Linked DNA regions of Homo sapiens: region 2 is linked to region 1. Evidence: read pairs that join two places in POLR2A ChIA-PET (ENCODE). Cell type or tissue: A673. All regions are shown on one strand.

What was found. Peaks named below come from ENCODE experiments on the same cell type or tissue, not always from the same donor. Only the 100,000 strongest peaks of a DNase experiment are listed, where the experiment ranks them.
Region 2: POLR2A ChIA-PET joins it to region 1 with 15 read pairs; 2 of 35 experiments call an interaction of 5 or more read pairs at or near these places.

The regions. Positions count from the first base shown.
Region 1 is chr7:2,981,928-2,989,927 of GRCh38, forward strand. The region is part of intron 1 of CARD11 (caspase recruitment domain family member 11); the gene reads right to left. Among named protein-coding and RNA genes, the nearest start is that of CARD11-AS1, 42 kb to the left of the region's middle. In A673, no CTCF peak of the experiment used is centred here; no DNase peak of the experiment used is centred here.
Region 2 is chr7:2,638,231-2,646,230 of GRCh38, forward strand. All of the region lies in intron 1 of TTYH3 (tweety family member 3), which reads left to right. Among named protein-coding and RNA genes, the nearest start is that of TTYH3, 10 kb to the left of the region's middle. RefSeq lists enhancers at 1-214, 2,817-2,956, 2,907-3,578, 3,579-4,250, 6,655-6,774 and 1 more and silencers at 3,397-3,636, 7,005-7,299. In A673, CTCF peaks have their summits at 5,289 (motif pointing right) and 5,489; DNase peaks (open chromatin) are centred at 3,371 and 7,231; H3K27ac peaks cover 2,909 bases.

The sequences.
Region 1 (8,000 bases):
CAATCTGCCGAGGACCCCTGATAGAACAGAAAGTCGGAGGAGGGAAGAATTTGCCATTTTGAGCTAGGGCATCCATCTTCTTTAGGGTCTGGCTGCTTTCACGCAGCGTGTGAGGCTGGTGTCAGTCACGCATTCCTGTTTGTCACTGGGCAGTATTCCATCGAAAATGTCCCACATTTTCCTGACTTGTGTATCTTTCGCTGGACATGTGGGTTGTTTCCTGTTTGCCTGGGACCTTCCTGTACAGATCTTCATGTGGACGTGCTGTCATTTCTTTTGAGTAAACGCCCTGGAGTAGGACTGTCTGGGGGAGGAAGACACGGTGCCCCCAGCCAGGGCCGCCATGGAGAATTGGGGGAGCAGCAGGGACTGACCATGATCTCCTCACACCTCCGCTCTCTGATCATTCCAGCGCTAGCACTTTCTGGGAAGGCTGGGAAGCTCACTGATTACACCTCAAGTTTTTGGAAGAAACGAAGGGGAACAGCAAGTATTCTTGTGATCGATGTAGGCTGGGAAATAGGGAGGAAGCCGGCTACGATAGTAGATTTGGGTGCTGTTGCACAGGGAAAGGAAGCAACGGCTGAGAAACTAGTGTTCACTTGCATAGGAGCGGAGTGGACGTTGACCTCATCCTTCCCGGCTTAGGCGGGAGAGACAGTGATGATGATATCGGGAGGCCTGAAACCCACCAAAAAGAGTCAGAAGGAAGCTGATTCAATATGGGACTGGCAATTTCAGGGGGAAAAGATGTCAACACCTTCAAAGGTGGGGCCAGACCCCCTGGAGGTAAAAGTCCCTTCCAATTGGATTCTTAAACACACCCCATCGGAGAGACCAAAACATGGCTGGTGGAATTCAGGCTTGATTCCCATTTCCCCGGGAGAGGGTGAAAAGGTTCCTACTGGGCTGCTCCAGGGAGCACGCCAAGGATCACCAGCGCCATGGGGCAGAAGAAGCTGAGTCCCCCCATGAGCAGCACGGAAAAGAGGGGGTCACCTGAGGCCACAGAGGAGAGGGACTCCTTGGAGGAGGCAGCAGTAACTAAGTCACACACATAAAGGAAGTGGCATCTGAGAGCTTCCGGCACGCACGCCCAGGGAGGTGGGAGCCTAAGCTTGTGGGTGAGGAGTGATTTTTCTAGTATGACAAGAAACATAAAATACAAAACAGGTGGTTCTGCCAATAAGTCAGCCCCAGAGGAGCCTGGTGACCCTGGAAATGGGGCCGACCTGATGTGGACTTAGGGGCTTTGGGGTTTGAGCCCCAGCCTGGACTCCTGAGCTTCAACAAGGGGGCTGGGAGGCAGCCCTCTTTCCCTTTTTTTTTTTTTGAGACGGAATCTTACTGTGTTGTCCAGGCTAGAGTGCAGTGGTACAATCTCGGCTCACTGCAACCTCTGCCTCTTGGGTTCAAGCAATTTCTCCCACCTCAGCCTCCTGAGTAGCTGAGATGACAGGCGTGCACCACCACGCTCAGCTAATTTTTGTATTTTTAGTAGAGACGGGGTTTCACCATGTTGGCCAGGCTGGTCTCGAACTCCCAACCTCAGGTGATCCACCCGTCTCGGCCTCCCAAAGTGCTGGGATAACAGGCGTGAGCCACCGCACCTGGCCAGGAGGCTTCTTTCCTGATGCTGCTCCTCCAGTGGAGCCAGGTCTGTCCTTCTGAGGCCCCCAAAGCAGTTCAGGCCTAGGCCTGTGCAAGCACTCAGGATCCCACCTCCTCCCTGGCACTATTTGTTTTCTTTATCTCCGCCTTGAAGCTGTAGTTCCAAACAGGCAGGCCCTTGACTGCTGATTCAGCTGCCGGAGCCAAAACTCATAAAATCCTATTTCAAAAAGGTCCAATGATTTTCTTTTCTGATCATAAATATGAAATTTAATTAGCAGCCTGCTGCTAATGAAGTCACCGTGGAAGCCAGCCTGGAGAGGCGGAGGGAACGTGAACACCTGCAGGCAACAGAACCTACTGCCTGATTAACCCTTCCTCTCCTGCTGCCCCTCACTGGGCCCTTTCTAGGGCCCCATGGGCCCCGCTGCAGAGGGGCAGCCTCTGGCCTGGAAGGACAAGGAGGGACTGCTCGTTCAGGCAGAGTTGGAGGTGGCTCAGATGTCGCTTCCTTGGGTCTCCAGGAAGCTCTGGGCACAGCAGCGGGGTACTCGATGTGCTGGTTAATTTTATGTGTCCACCTGATTGGGCTAAGGGATGTCCAGATAGCTGGTAAAACATCTGGGTGTGTCAGTGAGGATGTTTGTGGAGGAGCTCAGCATTTGAATCAGTAGACTGAGTTAAGAAGATCCGCCCTCCCCAACGTGGTTGGGTGCCATCCCATCTGTCCAGGGCCCCTGATAGAACAAACAGTCAGAGGAAGGAAAAATTCTCGTTTGAGCTGGGACATCTGTCTTCTCCTGTCCTCTGACACTGGAGCTCTTGGTTCTGGGCCTTCAAACTCTGGGACTGACACCATGGACTCCCTTGTTTTCGGACCTTCAAACTGGGACTGAATTATATACTAGCTTTCTTTCTTTTTCTCTCTCCGTTTTTCTTTCTCTTTCCTTCTTTCTTTCTCTCTCCCTCCCTCCCTCCCTCCCTCCCTCCCTCCCTCCCTTCCCTCCCTCCCTTCCTTCCTTTCTTCTTTTCTGAGACAGGGTCTTGCTCTGTTGCCAAGGCTGGAGTGCAGTGTCATGATCATGGCCCACTGCAGCCTTGAACTCCTGGACTCAAGTTATTCATCTGCCTCAGCCTCCCGAGTAGCTGGGACTACAGGTGTGCATCACCATGCTTGGCTAAGTTTTTAAATTTTTTTTAGAGATGGGGACTCCCTATGTTGCTCAGGCTGGTCTTGAATTCCTAGGCTCAAGTGATCCTCCTGCCTTGGCCTCTGGAAGTGTTGGAACTATAGGTGGGAGCCACCACGCCCGGCCGTGGCTTCTGTGATTCTCCAGCTTGCATAGAGCATGTCATGGGGCTTCTTGGCCTCCATAGTCATGTAATCCAATTCCCATAATTAAATCCCCTTTTATATATGTCTCTATGTATCCTACTGTTTCCATGTCTCTGACTAATACACTGTGCTGCAGATCAGAGACCCAGCTTCTGTCTTCTCTTTAAAACCCTCTGGTAGGCTGGGCCCGGTAGCTGACACCTGTAGTCTCAGCAATTTGGGAGGCTGAGGTAGGAGGATCACTTGAGCCCGAGAGTTCGAGACCAGCCTGGGATAGTCAGACCTCTCTACAAAAGATTTTATAACATTAGCCAGGCATGGTGGTGTGCCCCTGTGGTCCCAGCTACTCGGGAGGCTAAGGTGGGAGGATCACTTGAGCCCAGGAGTTCAAGAAGCGGTGAGCCATAATCGTGTCACTGCACTCCAGCCTGGGTGACAGAGCGAGACCCTGTCTTTAATAATAATAATAATAAAACCCTCTGATGGAACATTGTCCACAGCAAAAGGGAGGCACTGGGAATAATACACAGCTCGGCATAGGAGCTTAAGGGAAGGCCACCGGAGCTCAGAAAGTGCCCAGGGCCTCTGCTCAATGCTGTGCGTGAGCTGGGGGCACACAGCATAGTCCATTCTGCCTTACAACGGACTGGATGGTGCGGAGTCCTTCTCGCCACCAGCCAGCCTTCCTGGTAGTGACTTCCAGATACCTTCTGCCCACAACCCAAAAAGATCAGAGGAACCCTATAGTTCCTCCTTCATACTCCACAGAACACATGAAACCCAGGACCACCCTATTCCTCCCACTACTCCTGGCTTCATTTTCTCCTCCTATAATGCAGGAATAATAATGCCCATAGTTTGCAGGATTTTAGGGATGATTCAACAAATGTCTAAAGAACATGCCTGGCATACAGGAGGAGCTCCATAAATGGGAGACTTTATAATCATCATCTTGCATGAGTTTATGAGTTAAATCCCCAATCCAGAACTCACTACTATCTGAAGTCCTACGGAGGAGACACGGACTATTTCAAACATGATTCAGGAAGCTGAAGTGAGAATGTGACCATTAATTTCCCAAACATGTTCGGAAAAACCCAATCCATCTGGTCGGTGCCGACATCACGCTAATATCTACTCAAGCGTGTCCGTGTGTGGAACACAGGGTCTGCAGTCCCAGCGTGTGTGGATCGTGTGGGGATGTGTCATTTCCCTGCACACAGGTCACGCCTGTGCAGACAGCCTGCATGGGCACTGCACACAGGACCTGGTACACAGACCCCTCCCTGCAAAATGCAAATACTCATCAGAAGTGAGAAGGAGCCGTGCTCCCCCCGATAGAGCCTGCAACGTAAAACTTTAGATTTAGTCTGTGGTCAAGGCACACAGGATTATATTCTAGTAAAAAGTTTATGACAGAAGGTAATAGAGTTTTTGAGGGATTTTTTTTCTCGCCGGATTTTTTTTTTTTAAACAGAAGCGTATTGCAATTCTGCAGGTATTTGGGTCCCAGCTCCTGAACGAGTAGGAACAGCTCAGGTTTTGCTCCCTGCACCTCTGCAGGGAACCCTCCTAGGGTCATGGCTGAGGTTGTTGGGATGCTGGAGCCGGAACCCCTCAGGTATCACGGTCAGCACCAACAGGTGCAGCTGGCTTCCAGGATTAAATGTTACCGGTAAGCTGAGTTTGTGTAAATCAAACTCTCTTCTCCCCATTGACTGGATTTAGAGCTGACTCCTCACCTATGCAACTGCCCTCCACAGCCCCTGCTCACAGCCTCAAATTCCTCACTCAAAGTGTCGCCCATCGGCCGCAGCGTCAGCAGGTGCTTCACCTGCCGCATTTTGAGCCTCACCTCAGCCCTTCGGAACGGAGCCTGCGGTTTAACAGGCTCCCCAGGTGACGCTCACACACACTGATAAACGCCGCTCCAACTCACCCCTCCCTGTGCGCAGAGACGTGGGTCCCCGACTCTTGGTTCACTCCCTGCCTGACCCCTCCCCGTGCGCAGAGATGTGGGTCACCGACTGCCGGTTCACTCCCTGCCTGAGTCTTTCAGGACTTTGGTTTGAAGCACTATAGAATTCGTCCATGTAACTAAAAACCACTAGTACCCCAAAAGTGATAGAAAATTTTAAAAAATCTGTTAAAAAAACCCCAAACAAGTTAAATATTTAAAAATCAGATAATATTTCATATAAGTTTTTTCAGTGCACTTGAAGTCTTCTTTGGGGACAGGGTGCCTAGTGAATCCGACCCTCCACAAATCCCACCTCATGGCCAACCTTGGTCCACTGCAACCTCCGCCTCCCAGGTTCACATGATTCTCGTGCCTCAGCCGCCTGAGCAGCTGGGATTACAGGCACCCACCACCATGCCTGGCTATTTTTTAAAGAACTGAGCACTTCAATGAAAAGGCAGAGGTGATCGGGGTGGATTAAAGAGGATTCAATTCTATGCCGTCGATAACAGGCACACTTGAAACATAAAGATGTAGAGAAGGTAACAGTAAAAAGATGGAAACGCTATTCATAAAAACTGAAATGGCAATATTAATATCAGAAGAGTAGACTTCAGGAAGAGGTGTATTACCAGGGATAAAGAGGGACATTTCATAATGAAAACAGAGTCAATTCATCAAGAAGATACAATCTTAAATGTGTATGCACCAGTTCTAAAGCTTCAAAACACGTGAGGCCAAAAGAAAGAAAACTGAAAGGAGAATTGGACAAAATCTACAATGATGGTTGTTGATTTCAACAGTCTTTTTCACTAATTGTTCGAGCCAATAGATAAAAATGAAGGCTATAGAAGATTTGAATAATAGTATCAACCAACTTGACCTAATTAATGTTTAAAACACTACAATTAACAGCTGCAGAATACATACTCTTTTTTTTTTTTGGGACTGAGTGTCACACTGTCGCTCGGGCTGGAGTGCAGTGGCACCATCTTGGCTCACTGCAACCTCCGCCTCCCAGGTTCAAGCGATTCTCCTGCCTCAGCCTCCTGAGTAGCTGGGATTACAGGTGCCCGCCACCACACCCAGCTAATTTTTTGTATTTTTAGTAGAGACAGGGTTTCACCATCTTGGCCAGACTGGTCTCGAACTCCTGACCTCGTGATTTGCCCGCCTCGGCCTCCCAAAGTGCTGGGATTACAGGTGCGAGCTACTGCACCCAGCCATACATACTCTTTTCAAGTGTACGTGGAACATTCACCAAGATCTTTTGTTGGTCTATAAAACAAGTCTCAACTTTAAAAGGACTAAAATTATATAGAGTATGTTCTCTGACACAATGAAACTAAAGTAGAAACTTATGATAAAAAGGAACCTAGAAGTTTTCTAGATGTTTGGAAATGAAATGACACAGTCCTAAATAACTCATTGGTTAAATAAGAAACCAAAAGAAACTTTTGAAGATGTTTTGAACTGAATGGAAATAAAAACAAAACATCAAAATGTGTGGAATGCTGCTAAAGCAATGCTTAGGGAGGACTTTATAACTTTAAATGATCATATCAGAAAAGAAGAATAATTTAAAATTAATGGTCTAAGTTTCTGCATTAAGAAGCCAGGCTGGGAGTGGTGGTTCACGCCTGTAATCTCAGCACCTTGGGAGGCTGAGGCAGGAGGATCACTTGATGCCAGGAGTTTAAGACCAGCCTGGGCAGCTTAGTGAGACCTCATTGCTATAAAAATAAAAATAAAAGGTGGTGTGCACCTGTGGTCTCAGGTACTTGAGAGAATTAGGCAGGATGATCACTTGAGCCCAGGAGCTTGAGGCTGCAGTGAGCTATGATTGCACCAATGCAATCCAGCCTGGGTGACAGTGAGACCCTGTCTCAAAACAAAACAAAACAACAACAACAACAACAACAACAAAACCCCCAGAAAAAAAACAAAAGAAAGAAAGAAGAGGAAAGAAGATAATGAAAATAAAGATAAGAGTGAAAAACAGTAAGTTAGAAAGCTTAAAAACAGTTTAGAAAACCAAAAGCTGGGTCTTTAAAAAGAGCAACAAAATGGATAAACCTCTAGCTATACACTAAGAAAAAAAGAGAAAAAACAGGCCTGGTGCGGTGGCTCACACCTGTAATCCCAGCACTTTGGGAGGCTGAGGTGGGTGGATCACGAGGTCAGGGGTTCGGGACCAGCCTGACCAACATGGTGAAACCCTGTCTCTACTAAAAATATAAAAATTAGTTGAGCGTGGTGGCACATGCCTGTAATCCCAGCTACTCAGGAGGCTGAGGCAGGAGAATTGCTTGAACCTGGGAGGCAGAGGTTGCAGTGAGCCGAGATCGCGCCACTGCACTCCAGCCTGGGCGACAGAGCGAGACTCTGTCTCAAAAAAAAAAAAAAAAAAAAAAGAGAAAAAACAAAATGACCAATATCAGGAATGAAAGAGGAGCTATCACTACCAGTGCAACAGACATTAAGAATATATTAGGAATATTGTTTTAAAAACATTATGCCCACAATTCTATAATATGAATGATAAGAACAGAAATTACTCAAAAGATATACATTCCCAAAATTGACTTAAGAAGAAATAGACAGTCTGAATTAGCCCTATATCTATTTGAAAAGTTGAAGTCATTATCAGAAACTCTCCCACAAAGAAAATTCCAGACTCATACAGCTTCACTGGTGAATTCTGTCAAACATTTAAGGAAGAAATAACACAAATCTTACATAAATACTTTCAGAAAACAGAGGAAAAAGCAACACTTCCCACCCATTTTATGTGGCCAATATTATGCTGATTCCAGAATCAACCAAAAAACATTACAGGAATAGAAAACTAGGAACCAGCATACTTCATGAACATAGATACGAAAATCCTTAATGGGATTAGCAATAACTTCAAAAATATATAGAGAGGATAACACATCATGAGCAAGTGAGATTTATTCCAGAAATGCTAGTCCATTCAACATTAAAAAATCTACCAATGTGGCCAGGCACAGTGGCTCATGCCTGCAATCCCAGCACTTTGGGAGGCAGACGCAGGCAGATCATGAGGTCAGGAGTTCGAGACCAGCCTGA
Region 2 (8,000 bases), 340 kb before region 1:
GAGGGCTGCAGACAAGTGGGAAGAGCAGGGGATTTTCCGGGTGTCACGCTGGGAGATGTGTCGGAGCACGGGGACCAAAATAGACACGCTTGCTGCAGCTCTTTGGTGTCTGTTCCTTGCACGAGGGGGAGGGCGGGCGTGGGCAGCGGGAGAGCTGGGGTCCCCCGGCTACAGGGTGCAGGAAAGGGGCCCGGCCTGTGGGGAGACGGGCAGGAGCGGCTCTGAGCCTCAGCCCCAGGGCTGCCTCTCTGGCCTCCTTCCAGGCCATTCCTGGAGGGTGAGGGCCAGCCCGGAGGGAGCCCCGGGGGGTGTGGGGCCATGTGCAGCCTGGCGACCTGGACCTCGGACCTCAGGAGTTGGGGACAGGGACACAAAGTTGGCCCCGACCCCGGCTCCCACGTGGCCGCTGCTGGCTGCACGTCCTCCAGGCACGGCCAGGAGCTCACCGTCATGGAATGCGTGAAACCCAAACCCAGCCTGGTGGAAAATCTGTTTTTAATTTTGGGCCAGTGTCGCTGGGAGCCTGGGCCGAGTGTGCTATGGGTAGGGGCTGGGGCCACGTGTCCAGCTTGGCCGCATGGGGGGCTGAGGCCTAGCCAAAGACTGTGACCCTGGACCCCCCACTTGTGCAAGGGGACCCACGAGGCAAAGGTAGGGGGACCCACTTCCCAGTGGCGGGCCCCTGACATGGGGGTGGTGGTAGTGGCTCGCACACGCCGAGCCCACCCTGGCCTCCCCAAACAAGTCTGGGCCCTAGGGATCCCGCCCCTTTCCTGACCCTGGCCCAGGACACCTGGGGGGTTCTCACAGTGCTGGGGGCCAGAACCCCTCGGTCTGCACTGGGGTGTGGGACCCCAGCCAGCCTCTCAGACACCCCCAAACCTTGTTGCTTCCTCTGGAGGAGGGGCCTTGGGAGTTCCAGGGCTGGAGTTCAGCATCCGTGGAGGCAGGTGGGGGTCACTCCCCTCCCACTCCCACCTCTCGCCTGCCACGTCCTCCCGGAGCCCCGTGCTGCTGCCATACGCACAGGCTCAGGCCAGGGCCTGGCTGGTCCCTGCTGCCAGTGTATCTTCGGCATGCAGGAGACGTTTGCCGCCTGGACCCTGTGCCAGGCCTTGGCTGACACTGTCCCCGGGCCAAGAGTGCCCTCCCCCACCTGTTGCGGTACCCACGATGCTCCCCACAACGGGAGTTTCAGTGACCGCCTCATTCCTCTTCCTGCCTCCCACAGCCTCCGAGCTCACGGGGCCAGCACTGTGGGCACAGGGGAGCCCCCGACCTAGCGCGGCCGAGCTGTCTGTCCAAGCCTGGGCCCCAGCACCCAGCGCAAGCTGCTGCTAAGATGCCCTGGAAGCTGATGCTCCCAATTAGCCCGGAGCCCAGCCAGGACCACAGCCGTCAGTGTGGGGACTCCGTCCCCATCCAGGAAGCCGGGGGTGACTCTGTCCCCACTGCAGTCAGGCTGTGTGGCCGTTACCATATTGTGTGTCTGTCACATGCCGGCACCTCTGGTGGGGTTCTGGCCCCTCAGTGGCCTCTGTGGAGCCTGTCCCTTTCCCTCCTCCAAGCTGTGTCACTTCCACACGGAGCTGGCACGAGGGGCGGGGCAGGGCTGGAACCCACCTTCTGCCCACCCCTTCTCTGGCCACCGGGGGCTGCTTCTCCTGCCACCCCTGCTCACCGTGCCCCGTGGCTGCACCCCTGGGGCTCGCTGGTCTCTCCCAATGCCTCGGGCAGCCATCATCCTCAGCTGTGGTCACGCTGCCTGGCCTGCCAGCTCACCCGCCCCCGCTGTGTGACTGTGGACTCTGGAACTCCCTGTGCCTAGCAGCGTGGCTCCAGGACACGGGCCCTATGTCTTCGCTTCCCTCCCTGCTCAGGGCAGACCCGCAGCAGTGTCCAGCCGAGGAGCGAGCAGCCGTGGCTGGAATGGCAGGGTGGTGGGATCGTGGCCACTGCCTGTGGCTGGGGCTGGAGGCTGCATCGGGCCAAACTTCTCATCAGAGTCCCTGTGAGCACCCCCCAGTGGGCCAGGGCCTCCTCAGCCCAGCCACGCGCCACGGTAGCCCACAGGTTGGTGGCACAGAGCGGCGTGTGGGTCCGTGGCGCAGGGTAGCGGGGTGGGCAGCTGCTCCCAGGCGTGTGCATGTAGAGCAGCCGCCTGTGTGTGTGTGGGGGGGGACGTGTGTTCCATAGGCCGGCCGTGACTTGCTGTGCACCCTCCCGAGTGGCATGCTTCCTCACACGCTGCCAGGCCCAGGTCCTGCCACCAGGTGCTCCGGGAGCCACCAGGATGCCCAGCAGCAGCCACCTGTGCAGGTGGCAGGCAGTGTGCCCTGCCCTGCTGTCATGCATGGCCCTCCCACCTTGGCAGCCTGGTGTGGTGTGGCCTGTGCTGGCGCTGAGCCTGGCATTGCGTTGGGGGGTGCCTGTGTCTGTGTGGCTGATGGGAGTCACGTCCAGACAGGGCCTGGAGGCAGAGTGGGCATGGCCAGGAGGCCGCGGCAGGCGTGGGGCACAGGCCTCACAGCTGCTCGTGCACGTCGTCTGCTCAAGTGCCCCGTGGGCCGTCCTAAGGCCTTGTGGCTCACTGGGCCCTCCCTTCTCCAAGCAGGGCTGGGTTGGGGCCACCCACCTGTGCAGGCAGCCAGGTCAGGTTGGGGGTCTCGCCTTACAAGTGCGGAGCCAGCCGAGGTTCACACAGAGCAAAGGCTGCAGCACCGGGTTTGGGCCTGGGTCTCTAATATCCTGGGGACATCCTGGAGGAGATGGCCTGTGTATGGGGACAATGGGGCTTCCCTGAAGGGGAAGGCTCCAGGCCCAGGGACAGCATATGCCTGGGTGTAGAGGCCACAGAGCCCTGCCCCGAGCCACACCCCAGCCCTGCCCGCTCCTCACCAGCCAGTGCCCCAGGCATCCCTGCCAGGCCAGGGAGGTCTTGCTCTGGCCCAGGGTATACTGGGATCCTATCGGTAGCAACCTGATCTGGGACAGAGTAAGGCTTCAGGCCCCGGCTCTCTGGCTGGCTGGGTGTTTCCAGAGTTGGTGGGGTTTTGGGGGCTGCATTTTGGGGGCTGCGGGGCAGTCGGGGGAGTCTGGGCTCACGGTGGGAGGGGGCATCCCCCATGGATGCCGTCTGTGGCTGTGGGGCTGCAGGGGCTTGGAGAAGGAGGGGGTGGCCCAGGGCCGAGACCAGGAGCCCTAGGGTGGGGGCAGGGGGACTGAGGCTGCAGGAGGGGGTCGCCCCCAGCCCCCTTGGCACATGTGTGGCAGTTGAGTCCTCTCCGTGTGCTCCGCGGAACCCAGCGTGCAGTTTTCGCCTCGCCTGACCGAGCCCTTACATCACTTCCACCACAGACGGAAAATTCCATTTGGTCAGAGCCCAGCTGCTGATCAGACAGTTCCCATTCTTTCTCTGAATGGGCCAGGGAGGGGCGGAGGGGCCGCCAGCCCGGTGGAGAGAGGTGGCTGGGCCACCGTAGGAATGCCGCTGGCCCGGTGCCCCGCAGGAGACCGTCTGCTGGGAATCTGGCTTCGGGAAGTGGGTGCAGAGGCCAGGCTGGCCACGGCACGCTCCCCGCAGACAGCTGGGCTCAGGCCTGGCGCGTTGGGTGCCGGGGCTCTGACGTGGGATGAAGCAGCTGCCCGGTTTGCTGAGCACCCTGACACCCAGGCTCTGCATGCTCGCAGTGGTGGGCTGGGACCCGGGCAGCCCAAGTGGGCTCCCTTTGAGGGAGGCGCCATCTCCTTCCTCAGTTGGGGGAAGCCAAGTGAGGCTGTCCTGGCAGGGGCCCCGAAGCCTGGCCTCTGGCCCCCAGGGGCTGAGGAGCGAGGCTCCGTTTGCAGCTGGCCCCATCCAGGCAAGAACAAGAGAAAGCTGCCTCAGCCAATCGCGGTGCTCACACCTGTAATCCAGCACTTTGGGAGGCCGAGGCAGGTGGATTGCTTGAGCCCAGAAGTTCAAGACCAGCCTGGGCAACATAGCCAGACCCTGTCTTTACAAAAAATTTTTTTAAAAATTAGGGCAGAGGCCAAGCACAGTGACTCATGCCTGTAATCCCAGCACTTTGGGGGACCGAGATGGCAGATCACCTAAGGTCAGGAGTTCAAGACCAGGCTGGCCAACGTGGTGAACTCCCCGTCTCTACTAAAAATACAAAAATTAGCCAAGTGTGTTGGTGCATGCCTCTAGTCCCAGCTACTCAGGAGGCTAAGGTAGGAGAATCACTTGAACCTGAGAGGTGGAGGTTGCAGTGAGCCGAGATCATGCCACTGCACTCCAGCCTCAGTGACAGAGACTCTGTCTCAAAAAAAAAAAAAAAAAAAAAAGAAAGAAAGAAAAAGAAAATTAGCCAGGCGTGGTGATATGTGCCTGTGGTCCAAGCTACTTGAGAGGCTGAGGCAGGAGGATCACTTAAGCCCAGGAGGTTGAGGCTTCAGTGAGTGGTGATCGTGCCACTGCACTCCAGCCTGGGCCACAGAGCAAGACCCTGTCTCTAAAATAATTTTTTTCTTTTCTTTTTTTTTTTTTTTTTTAAATCGTAGACTTGGGCTGGGTGTGGTGGCTCACGTCTGTAATCCCAGCACTTTGGGAAGCTAAGGCGGGCAGATCACCTGAGGTCAGGAGTTTGAGACCAGCCTGGCCAACATGGTGAAAACCCATCTCTACTGAAAATACAAAATTAGCCAGGCATTGGTGGCGGGTACCTGTAATCCCAGCTACTTGGGAGGCTGAGGCAGGAGAATGGCTTGAACCTGGGAGGCGGAGGTTTCAGTGAGTCGAGATCACACCACTGCACTCCAGCTTGGGCATCACCAGTGAAATTACATCTCAAAAAGAAAAGGCTGGGCACGGTGGTTCACGCCTGTAATCCCAGCACTTTGGGAGGCCGAGGCGGGCAGATCATGAGGTCAGGAAATCGAGAGCATCCTGGCTAACACAGTGAAACCCTGTCTCTATTAAAAATACAAAAAATTAGCCAGGCTTGGTGGCGGGTGCCTGTAGTCCCAGCTACTTGGGAGGCTGAGGCAGGAGAATGGCGTGAACCCGGGAGGCGGAGCTTGCAGTGAGCTGAGATGGCGCCACTGCACTCCAGCCTGGGCGACAGAGCGAGACTCTGTCTCAAAAAAAAAAAAAAAAAAATCGTAGAGTCCCCGGTACTCCAGCTCCTGTGCTGCCTTTTCTGTTTTTCTCAGCGTCTCTCACCATCCAGCAGGCTTCACAGTTCACTTACGATGATGCTGAGTGCCTGTGTTCCCTCACCACCCTGCAGGCGGCGCCAAGGGCAAGGGTGCCTGGTGCTTAGCAGCCTCTCCCCACCGGGCATGGGCGTCCCCTGCCCACTGCCCCTGGGCATCAGCCCTCTGCACCAGGGCAGTGCCATCTGAGGGACGGGCTTGCCTCGCCCAGATCCTGTTTGGCCAGGGCTTATCTCGCTCTGCCTCCGTTTTCTCATCTGGCAAGTGGGAGTGGGTGGCTCTGGCGCCGCTGAGGAAGTGATCTGGACCTGGAAGCCCTTTGATGTACGCTGATGCCCCGAGCTCTGGGTGGACATGCCAGGCCGGTGGCTGCGGAGGTCACACCTGTTTAGGCTCTGCGTAATGCGTGTCTGGGATTGACCTGCTCTTCCAGTCCCCAGCTCCTCACCCCAGGAGGAGTTTCCCTGCGAGGCTGTGAGTCCCAGATGTGGGGTGCAGTACAGACAGGCCCTCCTAGAGTCATGTCCCACCGGAGCACAGGGTCGGGGGAGCGAGGGTGACTCCAGCCAGGGACTGGGGAGGCCTCTGCAAGTGGAGAGCAGAGGGAGGGCTCGCTGGAGGAGTCTGACCAGCCCGGGGCCAAGATGCGGCTGGTTGACATGGCCCCCAGGCCATGGGAGCCCAGGGGAGGCCCTGTGGATGGAAGTGCAGACGTGGGCATGGGTCCTGTGGAGCTCTGGTCCCGGGGGGCATGGTCAGCTGCCCCTACAGGTCTGTTCTGCCGTTGGCCTCTGAGCTATAAGGAGGGTACTGGCAGGGCCTGCAGTCACAGCCGGTGGGGTCAGCACCTCCACTCCATTCCCAGCCCCACACAGGCAAGGGCAGACCCAGGGAGCCCCAGAGCGTGGCTTTTCCAAGCTCCCTAACGTTTATAGACAACCCACTGAGCACAGAGCATGGGTACCGTGCTGGGACTGTTAATATGAGGCCCTGCCAAGTGACTGGACTGTCTCCGCCTCCCTGTGTGATCTTGGGTAAGCCCTACTGGGCCCTGAGGACCCCTCTGTGACATGAGCTCCCTGGGACCATGAGACCGCCCTGAGCTGATTCAGTTTCAGTGGCTCTGGTGCCAGCCCTGGGTCCTGCCCCTGGAGGGTGGGGGTGCAGGGCCCAGCAGTCCTCCTGCCATTGCAGGGGCGGTAGGCACTTGTGCATGGCTGAAGGAGTGGGAGGGTGCCCGCCCCTGATGCTCTGCAGTGCCCAGATTGCTGGCTGCTGGGCAGCCGTGGACACACCGGTGTGGCTTTGGACCATGGCGGCTCATTTCTGGGTGTGCCGGGCTGGTCAGCACCTCCCTGGCTGGGTGGAGGTGGAAAGGCCGCCTTCGGGTGTGGACGTCGGCCGGCTTCCTGGAGGGCAGGACACGGCATCCTCCCACTGCCTGGCAACCGTCTCCTGGGAGATCCAGCAGCAATCCCATTGCCCACTGTGGCTGAGCCTCTCATCCCAAGGGGGGGCCAGGCAGGGGACCATCTGCCCCAGCAGCTCCCAAGGCTGGGGTCCCAAGAGGGCCACACTGCTGAAGCATTGAGATGTGGGGAGAGAGGCGTTTCTCTGCAGTAGTGCCAATGAGGGCAGCGCAGGTGTGCCTGGTGGCCACCCCACAACACTGAGGGCCCCAGCTGCTGACACCCCCCAGGGCACCCCCAAGTTAGCCTCTAGGTGGTCCCTGGCCCCATGATGAGGCGCAGCCCTGTATCAGCTCCCCATCCCTCCCCCGGCACAGGAAGTGTGTGGAGGTTCTGGAGGGCTGAGCCGGGGGCAGGGCTATGCTGAATCCAGGGACCTGGGGTTGCAGGGCCTGTGTGCTTTCTCTGTAGCTTCTATGAAGCCCAGTTTCCCTGTGGATGAAATGGGGTGAGAGCACTCGGCCAGGCAGATCGAATGCAGTGCCAGGAGAAGGGACAGCTCTGGGGCCACGTTACCCTCCCTCCCCGCAGCGGGTGCTGAGGAAATGTCACTGTTGCATCAAATTAGCCACTTCCTGTGGGGGTCGCCTGGCCTCGGGACAGGGGAGCTCTGGTGTCTGTTCTGTGGTCTGTCTTTTGTGTTCAGAGACCTGGGGAGAGCCACACTGGAAGGCCGTGCTTGGAGCCAGACAGGGCTGTGTGTCCGATGGGGCGCCTGTATGCAGCCTGTAGCAGTGTGGGGCCAGCCCCACCATCTCATCCAGCGTGGGGGCACGCCATGGACGGTGCCCACCCCTGAGTGCAGCTTCTCGGTGCACAGACCCCAGACAGGATCAGACTCCTGATGGGGCCTCTTCCATGTTCACCCCTCAGAAACACTTTCATGGTCAGCAAGAGGGGGTTCAGTCCCCCACAGGCTCCCAATTTCCCTACCAGACCTGAAAACCTCAGGACTACAGCTGGGGTGGGGGATCCTGCCAGGACTCAGGTAGGAGAGTTCTGGGCCTGAGACGGGGACGGGCTCTGGGGTCCTGGGGCTGTCTCGGGCTGGGGGTGAGGACAGTAGCTGATGCCGGCAGCCCCCTCCCCAGGGCTTCGCTTCTTCGGGGGAGCAGCAGCACTTTTTTTTTTTTTAGACAGTGTCTCGCTCTTGTCGCCCAGGCTGGAGTGCAGTGGTGCAATCTCGGCTCACTGCAACCTCCGCCACCCGGGTTCAAGTGATCCTCCTGCCTCAGCCTCCTGAGTAGCTGGGATTACAGGCACCCGCCACCAGGCCTGGCTAATTTTTGTACTTTTAGTAGAGATGGGGTTTCGCCACGTTGGCCAGGCTGG